Regions from separate parts of the Homo sapiens genome. Here all the other regions are linked to region 2. Evidence: chromatin contacts called from ENCODE Hi-C or POLR2A ChIA-PET data. All regions are on one chromosome and are shown on one strand. Each heading gives the region's core, a stretch centred on a gene start or an enhancer-like site at or near the end of the contact. The rest is flanking DNA. Distances are from core to core; before and after follow the strand shown.

The links. A loop is a pair of places that touch in the nucleus more often than their neighbours do. ChIA-PET counts read pairs that join two places held with the same protein, here RNA polymerase II (POLR2A). Pooled maps may share reads with other maps.
Region 1: a loop to region 2 is called in a map of sigmoid colon, with 14 times the contacts of the local background. The contact joins the promoter of ADAMTS9-AS2 here to the enhancer-like site in region 2. A Hi-C loop is called at or near these places in 17 of 168 maps with a recorded cell type or tissue (Caco-2, Right ventricle myocardium inferior, cardiac septum and 11 more) and 16 of 50 pooled maps. POLR2A ChIA-PET finds 5 or more read pairs at or near these places in 1 of 52 experiments (SK-N-SH).
Region 3: a map of gastrocnemius medialis shows a loop between it and region 2 (2.3-fold over the local background). The contact joins two enhancer-like sites. A Hi-C loop is called at or near these places in 9 of 168 maps with a recorded cell type or tissue (Caco-2, Right ventricle myocardium inferior, endothelial cell of umbilical vein and 5 more) and 11 of 50 pooled maps. POLR2A ChIA-PET finds 5 or more read pairs at or near these places in 1 of 52 experiments (A673).

The regions. Positions count from the first base shown.
Region 1 is chr3:64,683,119-64,686,946 of GRCh38, forward strand. ADAMTS9-AS2 (ADAMTS9 antisense RNA 2) reads left to right here and starts at 1,752. Exons shown (of 6, transcript NR_038264.1): 1 at 1,752-2,220. It overlaps ADAMTS9 (ADAM metallopeptidase with thrombospondin type 1 motif 9), which reads right to left. Exons shown (of 40, transcript NM_182920.2): 2 at 3,450-3,828. RefSeq lists an enhancer at 1,949-2,450.
Region 2 is chr3:64,610,928-64,614,635 of GRCh38, forward strand. ADAMTS9 (ADAM metallopeptidase with thrombospondin type 1 motif 9) reads right to left here. Exons shown (of 40, transcript NM_182920.2): 22 at 2,418-2,582. Among named protein-coding and RNA genes, the nearest start is that of ADAMTS9-AS1, 51 kb to the left of the region's middle. Within about 2 kb of position 2,289, at least 12 of the 41 ENCODE cell types and tissues checked have a DNase peak (open chromatin) inside an H3K27ac peak, as active enhancers do; they include gastrocnemius medialis, heart right ventricle, psoas muscle and 1 more, where a contact is called at or near this core.
Region 3 is chr3:64,531,687-64,535,183 of GRCh38, forward strand. ADAMTS9 (ADAM metallopeptidase with thrombospondin type 1 motif 9) reads right to left here. Exons shown (of 40, transcript NM_182920.2): 38 at 1,480-1,584. Among named protein-coding and RNA genes, the nearest start is that of ADAMTS9-AS1, 28 kb to the right of the region's middle. Within about 2 kb of position 2,090, at least 6 of the 41 ENCODE cell types and tissues checked have a DNase peak (open chromatin) inside an H3K27ac peak, as active enhancers do; they include gastrocnemius medialis, where a contact is called at or near this core.

The DNA of each region.
Region 1 (3,828 bases), core at 502-3,001, 72 kb after region 2:
TCAATACACAACTCTGGTGTTCTCTGAGCACAAATCAGAGAGCATATCACAACATGTGAAGCCTATCAGAGACATGAGTCCTGGGAAAGAGCCAGGGAGCTCAGCTGGTGACGATTTGCCACCTTTGATTGGTAAATGGGGAAACCAAGACACAGAAGGAGGAAGTGATTGGGCCCAAATTCCCCTTCAATGGTACAGAAGCAGCTGCACAGCATTGAGTCTAACCTGACTTTAGTCTCGTGCCTTTTTATAAAAGAACCCTGAGGTTCTCTTCAGGAGAACAGGATCAGTCTCTGGTCTATGGTTAAGCACATGGATCAGAAAGACCCGGTTGAAATCCCAGCGCTGCCACTTACGAGCTGTGAGATCTTGAGCAAGTCTCCAGCTCTCAAAGTCTCAGATTTTTTTTTGTCAGTAAAATGTGTTGTTCTGAGGATTGGGTTCTTGGAGGATTTGGATGAGATAATACATATGTAAACTACTTACAGTAGTGCCAGGCAGACATTAATAGTAAGAGCTCAATAAATCATATCAATGTGATGCCAAAATTAATTGTACTGTTGATTCACAAAGGTGGGCCTAAGAGTTATCTTTTCTTGGTTAAGGTGACTATTTATTCAAACATATATGCTAAGTATATACAACATACAAAGCTCCAATATAGGAGAAAAATGAGTTGATGCTGACCCTGTTGCCAAGGAGAAAAGGATAGAACATGTGTACCAAGAACCTTGATACAAGGGAGAACGTACTAAGCATCATAAGAGAGACTCTCAGAAGTGTCTATGAAGGGGGAGGGGGAGAGATGACATCAACATGGGGAACTATGAAAAGGTCTTCTGGGAAAGAAGAGATATAAATTATATACACCTCCAAAGAAGGGTAGGATTTGAGCATGTGAAGATGAGTGAGAAGACCAAGTAAATTCCAAGGCACAAAGGCAATGAAGACTAGGATTGAGGGTGGGGTGCAGAGAAAGCAGTGTAAAACCCATGGCCTGAAATGCAGGATTTGTGGAGGAAAGATTGGGAGCTGAGACTGGACATGTGGATGTGAGTGAGTGCACTGTAAATAGTCTTAAATGCCAAATGGAGTTAGCGATCGAGGAGAAAGACTGGAGAAGAAGCCCAGTGTAATATTTCTTAGACATCAGTCCTAAGGAGAGAGGGGGAGAAAAGTGAAGCGGGATAGATTTAGGGTAGAGATGTTCAGGAGAGGCGGGCGACCCATCTCAGATGAAATTCAGAAAAACTGACAACTGACTAGGGGTGGCAGGATGGCACAGCCCACTCCAAAATCTGGTAGACTCTGGTAGACTCTTCAAGATTTCCTGGAAGACTCCTAGGCGGAGAACTAGCAACATCTTGATGCCACTGCTGCAGAAGTGGTAAGGGGAAGTCTTGGGAGGAGATAACTTCCAGAAGGAAGACAAAGGGGCAGGGGTTTTGGAGCTAGATTAATGGCTGAAGATACGAAGAACCAGAACGCATATCTTTAAGATGTATGAGGGCCCTTTTCCCCAAAAGAGGCAGACTGCGAATTAAACGCAATATAAATGAGGTTATCACAGTCCAGGTAGTCGTTTCTGAAGCCCTAGTCCTCAGTTCCCAAAGAAACCACGTGCGCACTACCACCTAAAACTGCCAATGAAAATGAAGGTCCTGCGCAGTAAAATATTTATACAACTGCTGGGGCCACTAGGCTTCAGCGGGTGTGGAGGCGGGGAGAGAGGAGGAGTAAAGGCTGTTTACAAACTTGACGTACACACGCAGTCCTATCCCTACGGTCCTGGAATTGGGGGTTACTATCTTGGAATCTAGGGGCACTCCAGGCTCTGGGCTCAGACGGCTGGCTTCTGCCTACCCGAGCCTTAACCTTTCAAGGACCAGAAGGATTCCAGAGCTCTTGCCCTAGGTCCTGGGGCAGCGATGACTCACTGCAGCACCCCCTCCCACTTCGCCAAGCTGCCGTCTCCGCCCACCCCCAAACAATCTCGACAGCGCATTTCGGGAGCCACGGCTCCGGGCGCTTTGCTGGGGGCTAAAGGGGTTTATCCCTTTCCTTGAATCCCAGCAGGCTAGAACTACCCCCTCCCAGTCTTCAGGCTTGCCACGCTCTCCACCCGATCCTTCCATTGAAAGGCAGAGAAGGAAGGATGTGCTTGGGAACTTTAAGACCCACGAACGACAGCGCACTGATGGAGCAGCCCAGTGTCTGGGGGTGAGTATCCAAGGCCCCGCTTAGAAAAGGGAGGGAGGGGCTGTGGGTGCTTCGGGAAGAATAAAGGCATCACCGGGCACAGTGCCTACGACCCCATTGCGCTTACAGCGCCGTGCGCTGGGAGAGACTGACCCGGGAAAGTTTCTGCGTCACACGCGCGTGGCAGAAACGCACGTCGCTTGGGAAAGTCAAGGACCACCCTTGCTCGGGCCAGAACCGTACCGCAGCGACTCCTCAAATGTCGTGGAGAAGTGGGGGGCAGATGCCTTGTAAGATCCACTGGAGGGCACATGCGGGGGTCGACAGAGAGTCGGGGAACCAACGTGGATTCCCTGCTAAATGCTATTTGGCAGCGCAAGAAGGCGGCCTCCCCGCCCTGCCTCAGTCCCTAGGGAAACGTGCGCCGCAGGCTCCCTCTCTCCACTCCCTGGAACCCGTGAGTAGTAGAAACCCCAGAGGAACCGAAATCACGTCCGGACAGCCTCTCCAGGCTGTCTCCCACTATCCCGTTTCTCCCGGCCACCCCGCCAGTAGGGTGCAGAGTTGGACTGCGCTGCACCCCCACTCTCGGTTCCACCCCAATTCAAAGCGTCCGGGGTAGGCTCCGCCTTCTCCCCCGCCCCCAGAGCCCTCGGCCCACCCTTCCGTTCCTGGGACGGGACCTGCTCCCTGTCAATCCAGTTCAGCCTCAGGGTTCCTGGCGCGTGAATAAAGGCCCTGAGAGAAAGCGGGGACTCTAGATTACGCACCGCCCTCCACAACACACACTGAAGGAACTCCCAGTGCCTTGGGCAGGGGATCCTCAGCCCCACATCCCCGATGCAAGGCGCACCAATAAGGAGTCTGGTCCGCCCTGCGCTCAGCGGCTCCGCTCCCGGGTGGCCAAGTTTGCTGCAGGGAACCGCAACTCCAGTAACTTTCTCCGAGTTTGGAAACTGACTTCCAGGCCGCCTCGCAGCGTTGGGCAACGCGCCGCTGAACCGAGTCCAAACTCCAGAAAGCTCTGAAACATCCAGAAGCCCCTGGGGGCGGGTGTGTGCGCTCCACGCCAGTGTACTCGCACGCACAGAGCTAGCTACCCAAACCATACGAGTTTCTAGCTGATATTTAACGCCGGAGAGGAGCGGAGCCTCGCCACAGTGAGGGTCTCTAGGCTTAGAGGACAATTAAGTCTTCTAGAAGCGGGCGAGGAGGCGGAAGGGGAGAGGAGGTGGCGCGCGCCCACTTACCATTCCTGAGCAGAGGCTGATGACGGCCGTGTGCTCGGAGTTGGTATTGACATAGCCTTTGTAGAAACAGTGCTTGAGTTCCGCTTCCTCTTCGGAATAAAACTTGGTCTGATTCACCCCGGGCGTCCCGAGGAGGGTGACAGTGAACAGTGGAGCGATAAATCCGGCATTGGCGGTGAGATTAAATAGAAACTGCTGGCCGAAGGCAGAGAGGCGGTAATGCGCCTGGGAGGAGGTAGAGGAGGAAGAGGAGGAGGCGAAGGCAGGCCAGGGGTCAGTGGCAGAGTTAATGCTCCGTCGCGTTCTTTTGAAGTGGACGTTCGTGGGAAAGGGTTCTCCGAGAGCGTTCACTCGGATGGGAGACACGATTTCGTATTCG
Region 2 (3,708 bases), core at 1,039-3,538:
TAGCTGGGCATGGTGGCACGCACCTGTAATCCCAGCTACTCAGGAGGCTGAGGCAGGAGAATCGCTTGAACCCAGGAGGCAGAGGTTGCCATGAGCCGAGATGGCGCCACTGCACACCAGCCTGGGCGACAGAGTGAGACTCTGTCTCAAAAAAAAAAAAAAAAAAAAAAAAAGTTAAACTCAGAATTACGGTATGATTCAGCAACTCCAATCCTAGATACACATCCAAAAGAAGTGAAGCCAGGTACTGAAATAAATGCCTGAAATAAATATTCATAGCAGCACTATTCACAATAGCCAAAGGTAGAAACAACCGAAATGGCCATTGAGGGATAAATGGATAAACAAATTTTGGTATAGCCATACAATGGAATATTCTTTGGCCAAGTACTGATACATGCTACAATATAGATGAATCTAGAAAACACTGCGGTATGTGAAAGAAGTTAGGCACAAAAGGCCACAAATTGCATGATTCCATTTCTATGAAATGTCCAGAATACGTAAATCCATAAACACAATGCAGACTGGTGGTTGCCAGGGACTGAGGGAAGAGTGGGGTGGGGAACAAATGCTTAGTTCAGTGGTCCCCAGACTTTTGGGCACCCAGGACCAGTTTCATGGAAGACATCTTCCACAGATGGGGTGGGTGGGGGTGGTTTTGGGATGAAACTGTTCCACCTCAGATCATTAGACATTAGATTCTCATAAGGAGTTCACAACCTAGATCTCACAGTTCACAATACGGTTTGCACTCCTGAGAATCCAATGCTGCTGCTGATCTGACAGGAGGTGGAGCTCAGGCGGTAATGCTTATCCACCACTCAACTGTTGCTGTGCAGCCTGGTTCTTTACAGGCCATGGCCCATGGCCCATGACCCAAGAGTTGGGGACCCCTGGCTTAATGTATACAAGGTTTCCTTTTGGGGTGATGAAGTTTCGTAACTAGGTAAAGGTGGTAGTTGCAAAACATTAAGAATATGCTAAATGCCACTGATTTGTTCGCTTTAAAATGGTTCATTTTGTATTATGTGAGTTTCATTTCCATTAAAACAAACAATTGGCAGAGTACAGTCACAATATTAATTTAAAAAATATTAGAAGCAAATCATAAACATGTTAGCAACAACTAATTTCTTCAGTGTAGAGGTAGGACTGGGTTTGGTTTTCTTCTTTTTGCTGAATTACATTTTGCAAAATTTCTCTTATGAATATTTACGACCCTTAAATAACACCTCCAAAAAACTGTTCCCCTGAACTGCATGTTCAGTTCAAGGAAAAAAAAAGATCTCTAATTATAAGATGTGCTAGGAATGGCCTGGTGTAGAGACAGATGACAAACAGGCCTGTCAATTCTAACAGATGTTATATTCAGATCTTGACAGTGACCCTAAGCTGTGTTCTCCTCCTCTTATTATTCCCTAAAAGTTATGCAGATACAGACAAAAAGAAGATGAGATTAGAAGTATAAGTGAACTCTCCCTATTAATTCAGACATGATTGGCAATTTGGACTGTGGATGCTATGAAATGGGGAAGATTCAGAAAAGTGCCCATATCAGTGATAGAAATTGTAAGGGTGCCATAATAAAACTGCTTCCACTTGTTGCATGCATATTTGGAAATGAAGATAGAGGCTAAAAGACTGAGTGGCTGTGGCTGGTCAGGGTGAAGGGAGGGTCATTCTTCAAGAGATTACGCAAGTGACAGCAGACAGCTGTTCTACTTCTAATGGGAACTCAGAGTGCTACTTAAATAGTACCCTGAACGCTTCTGCTTCTATATTAGGAAGGACTTAATTCCGAGAGTAGTGGCTTCTCAGATGCAAGCCCAAGGGAGACTTTCACTCTCTCCTTTAAGAATAGCTCAAGTTAAGACTGTGGAACCTACAGACTAGAGGACTTGGAAAAGATTATTTCCAAGCATGAGGGTTTTGCAACCTTTGATCTAATTAATTATGTTTGAAGAGTCTGGCTTATTTATGAGAGGTGAGCTTTGTAATTGTGACATTGGGAGCCAAAATATCTTTTCCAAATCTCATTCCAGACCTTCCTGCCAGAGACTCTGGTGCTGGATCACCTTCTGTAACAGACCCACAGAGGCACGCTAGAAGATAACATCAGCCAGACATGAAATCTGTTGTGAATTTGTTCAAACACTCGTCTGCTCAAGCTAAAGGGCAAAGATAGGCACGTGGGTCTGTAAAAGGGTAATCAGCTCCAGGAGGGCAGGCAGCAATCCTTGGAAGGGGGGCAAAATGGTTGCAGAGTTACATGTGCTTGATCCAGTGCCATGGAGGTGTCCTGCATGCCACCCGGCACAGCGGTTAAATCTCCACCACTGGAATGCTCCTTTGCAAGTCCTCTCCAGATAAGAAGGAAAGAATGTAGCAGTTAAGAATCTTATCGTTCAAAATACCTGTCCCCAGGGACCCGCCTGCCAGGATGCACATTCCGGCTGCTGACAAGTCTGCATAGATGTTGGCTTGGTCTCAGGGTCACACATTCTATCATTTAATCGATCTTCACCAAACTGACACCAGACCTGGCGGTGCTTATGCCCTTTTCCACAGGTGACCAAGCACTGTAATGAAAAGCGGAGCTAGTCAGGGTCATTTCTGATCAATGTGTTGTGGTTTCTGGGGTTATTTATTGATGAGTAGGAACAGGTGTGTCCTTTTCCCACAGCAATCACTCTCCCATAGCAATTTGTAAATATACTAAGCCTCATTTTTTTCCTTTTGTTCGTTCATTTATTCATTCATTCTATATTTATAGTCTCTGGGCCAGTTTTGAGCACAAAATAAACTAAACACAGCTCCATGCTATAAAATTTGAAAAACAACATTCATAATTTTATAGCATAGGAGTTAAGCATGGGGAATTATAAATCACATCAACCTAAGTTTTAACACTTATATAACCAGTCACAAGATCTCTCTGAACCTCAATTTTCTCATCTGTAAAATGAGAATTAGTGTCTACTGCAAAGGGTTGTGAAAACTAAATGAAACAAATACAAGTAAAGCTCTTGGCACAATGTTCATTTAATAAATGCCAAATGTAATCATCATTTTATCCATACTTACTGTAGAAAATTTGAAAACTGTAGAAAAACATAAATGAAAAAATTATAATGACCCAAAATCTCGCTACCCAAGGATAACCATTATCAATATTTTATTATTTTCTTTCCAGTCTTTTTAAGCAACTTTGGATTATAGTGAATTTACAGTTTGATCTCCCAACCCCCATTTTATCGCATATTATTGCAAAGGTTTGTTACTTAGTTTGAAATTATACTTTAGTATTAGCTATCTAAGTAAAATTTAAACCTACTACTTATCTTTTTTTAACCAAATACTAGAGATTTTTAAGCAAAGGCAATTTGTTAACCTAGAACTAAAGCACTAGGTTTGCAGTTCATTTGTCCAGGAATCAGACACTGTTAATCAAATACACTGTTAATTGACTGCCATTTCAGGGGCATTAAGAGTATCCTTTTCAGATTTATTTGATGGTGAAAATAAGCAGTTAATACTGCACTTATAAGGATGGGATAAGAGCATGGATGTAGGAGCTGTAGCAGGGAGACTTTTTCTTTCCCCATATTCCTGATTTGGCCCATTAAAAAGGAAACTTCTGTTTCGTATTTCTTATTTCCCTTCTTCCCCTTAAGGAACGTGGAGTGAGTCCCTGCTTGGTAAGAA
Region 3 (3,497 bases), core at 840-3,339, 79 kb before region 2:
GAACTCTTAGGATCAGGCGATCCTCACTGTGTATTTGAAATTCTAATTTAACTGGGTGTCCTGTATTTTATCTGGCCGTTCTGCCTTGTAATAAAACCCTACTTTCCCAGCTCTCTTCTTTGTCTTCCCCTATTTCTGAGGCAACCCCAGGCAGGGCTCCTGGCTGAGATGGGACGGGAGAAATGGGCCATGCCTGGGTAAACTTAGACATTTTTCCACGAGCCGGGTTTCTGCCCCACGTTCTCAGGACTTCAGAGGGAAGGCTGTAAGTGGCAGCGGTTTCTGACCTGGCTGTACATTTGAATCATTTGGGGAGCTTTAAATTCTACTCCTGCCAGGTCCCCCCACCCTTAGAGATTCCGATTCAGCTCATCTGTGTGGGAAGGACCTGGGCAGGTGCATTTAAAAATTCCTCAGGTGATTCTACTATACACCCACGGTGAGAAACAGTACACAGTCGACACGCTCCTCAGTTTACAATGGGGTTATGTCTCAATAAACACATCGCAAGTTGGAAATATCATTAAGTCAAGAATGCATTTAATATATCTAACTTTCTGAACATCACAGCCTAGGCTAGCCTACCTTAAATGTATTCAGAACACTTGCATTAGCCTATAGCAGGGCAAAATCATCTAACACAAAGCCTATTTTATAATAAAGTGTTGAATATTTTGTGTAATTGATTGAATACTGTACTTAGTGAAAAACAGAACGGCTGTATCGGTACCTGAAGTAGGGTTTCTACCGAGCGTGTTCTGCTTTTGAACCATGGTGAAGTTGAAAAATCAAGTGGAACCGTCGTAAGTCAGGGACCATCTGCACAGCACAGTGTTTCTCAAGCTGTACTGTGCCCATCACCACCTGAGACACTGTTCAGCTGTAGACTCTGACTCACTAGGGTCTGGGACCCAGAACCTGCATTTCCAACGGGCCCCCAGGTGACACTGATGCACTGCGTAGACCACACCTTAACCACCCAGATTTTAGAGGGTGAAAAACTTATTATTGTAGACCCTGTGTATCTCTAATTCTCCAGATATATCGCTTAATAAGTTATCTGTCTTCTAGCTCCATCTGTATTTCAATTTTTCTAAATAAAAAGAAGAGGTCATTTCCCCTCGGTTCATAGAACGAACCGCAAGCTGGCTAACTGAAAGATATCTGAGCCACACTCTCGACAGAGGCTTCTTCCTGCTTTTACCTCCCTGGTTAGGTGGTTTTTCTAATTACTTGGATGGTTCATATGTTCACCTCTCGAGGAAGAATTCACCAGAAGTGAACAAGGCTCTCACACTTTAATCACGTGTAAACACTGCACCCTAGGTTTATTTCCTAAATGGTCTTCCTGACACTACAAAATGGCTTAAGTGGGAAAGCACATTCGTTTGCTCCTTCAGCACCACTACCACAGTAATAAAGACAAGAACGAAAGAAAGAAATAAAAATTCATCTCCCAACCCATCTGTAGAACCTTACCGGCGACTTCTTGATGTCAGAGACAGCATAATTCCCTTGTGATATCCATCTGGCAGATTCAGTTAAAGACAAGCCGGTTCCATAAAGGTTGATGCTAAAACGACCCTGGAAAACACGACCAACAAAAGAGATTTTCAGTCCATGTGATGTCCTCAAAAAAGCAAAGGCAAAGGTGATACAATAAAAGGTACTTTGGAAAAGAGAAGGATGTTGATTAATTGTGATAGCTACTAATTATTGATAGTATTTAGTTTTGTTTGTTCAGGGCCAGCCATTCTTCATGCATCATGTTAGTCATCCTCGAAAGAGCTCTACGAAGGAGGTTTTCTTTACAGATAGGGAAACTGAGGCTTAGCGGAAGTGATTAACTTCTCCAGGATACGGTAGGAGTCCAACTCACATCCTCCTGACTTCAAAGTCCTTGCTCCATTCGGCCTCCCTAACACAGCAGTCCTGATGTTGCTCACAATTATCAGATTCCTTCAGGAACAAAATGTCACAGTGTAATTTTTCTAACAAGATCTTGGTGCCAAGCTTCCTGGGCTTCCAGCTCCCTGGGGCGATTAGCACACCGCGTACTAAGCACAGCAGGGCGGGACTTCAAAGAAGAGGCGCTTTCCCCAGGACGGTCAGCAGAGGGCAGGGTTGGCCTGCTCAAGACCACCTGGGCCTGGAGGATGCGGCTTTCAGGCTCCGGTAAGGGAGATCTCCCAAACCCCTCCCCTCCGAGGGTGCCTTTCAGAACATGGCCTCTGGTGCCTCAATATTGATTTCTAAAGAGACGGTGCAGCAGAAAGACCCTCTCGCTGCTTTCTCCAATTGTCTCTCTCACTCTCTCTTTCAAAAATGACTCGCAAAGGCATCTGAAATACTTTCTTCTTGAGGCTTCCTACTCCACAATGAGCAGTTTCAGAGCTAAAAATATTCCACATGAACACTCCTGATTGCTTTCTCTCTGAAACTGACAAACCAGCACTTTGTCAAAACAGTCTTTTATAAACAAGAAGAGAGGCAAGGAGGAGCTCACAGCTGATCAGACCCGCGTGTAAGAAAAATTCTTTCACCTGTGATTGGATCCTGGCCAGATCTTTTCTCACCTCTTGGAACCTCAGTTTATTCATCTGTAAAATGGAAAGCACTAAAACTCTCTTCCCTCTGAGCACCGTACAGAGGACTAAAAGAAATCAGCTATGGCTGGCGCTTAGTAGATATGCAAAAAGATGGTATCTGTCTTACATTTTCTAATTGTTTTGTAAGTGTTCGTGTGATCTCTTCAATGTAACAGTAAGCTTATTGAGAGCAGGGCCTTACTATTGCTTTGTTTATTGAATCAGCTATGGTTTGTAACATACGACTAGCCACTTAAATATTATATCCCAGCTCCTCAATTAAGATTTCCAGGACTAAGTGTAGCTTAGAGGTCTCTCAATGCCAGTTCCATAAATATTGACTAACAAAAGTTTATAAACACTTCTGGAGTGCTAGATTCCACAAGATAGAGGTGACCAGAGGACTTAGTTTGGACTAAATCAGTGGTTCTCAACAGGGCACGATTTTGACCCCAGGGGAAATCTGGCAATGTCTGGAAACATTTTTGTTTGTCACAACTGTGGGGGGGCAGGGAATGGTGCTGCTGTTGGCATCTGGCGGGTAGAGACCAAGGATGCTGCTGCGATGCACAGGACAGCCCACAATAGAGAATTCTCCAGCCCGAAAAGTGCTGAGGCTGATTGAAAACCTGGTACAAAGGGTAGATTTACCCTAGAATCTTGCTCCCTTCTTTACTTTCAGCATGACCTCAGGCAAGGAGATCATCTGTAAAATGGATTAGTAAGACTTAACCTGTGAATAGGAGGTGATTAGACAGAAGGCACAATGCACGTCACGCATTACCTGGCAGACAGTAGGTAATATTTAAAAAATATTTTTGGGCTGAGTGTGGTGGCTCACACCTGTAATCCTAGTACTTTGGGAGGCTGAGGCAGGTGGATCACCTGAGGCTGAGAGTTCAAGACCAG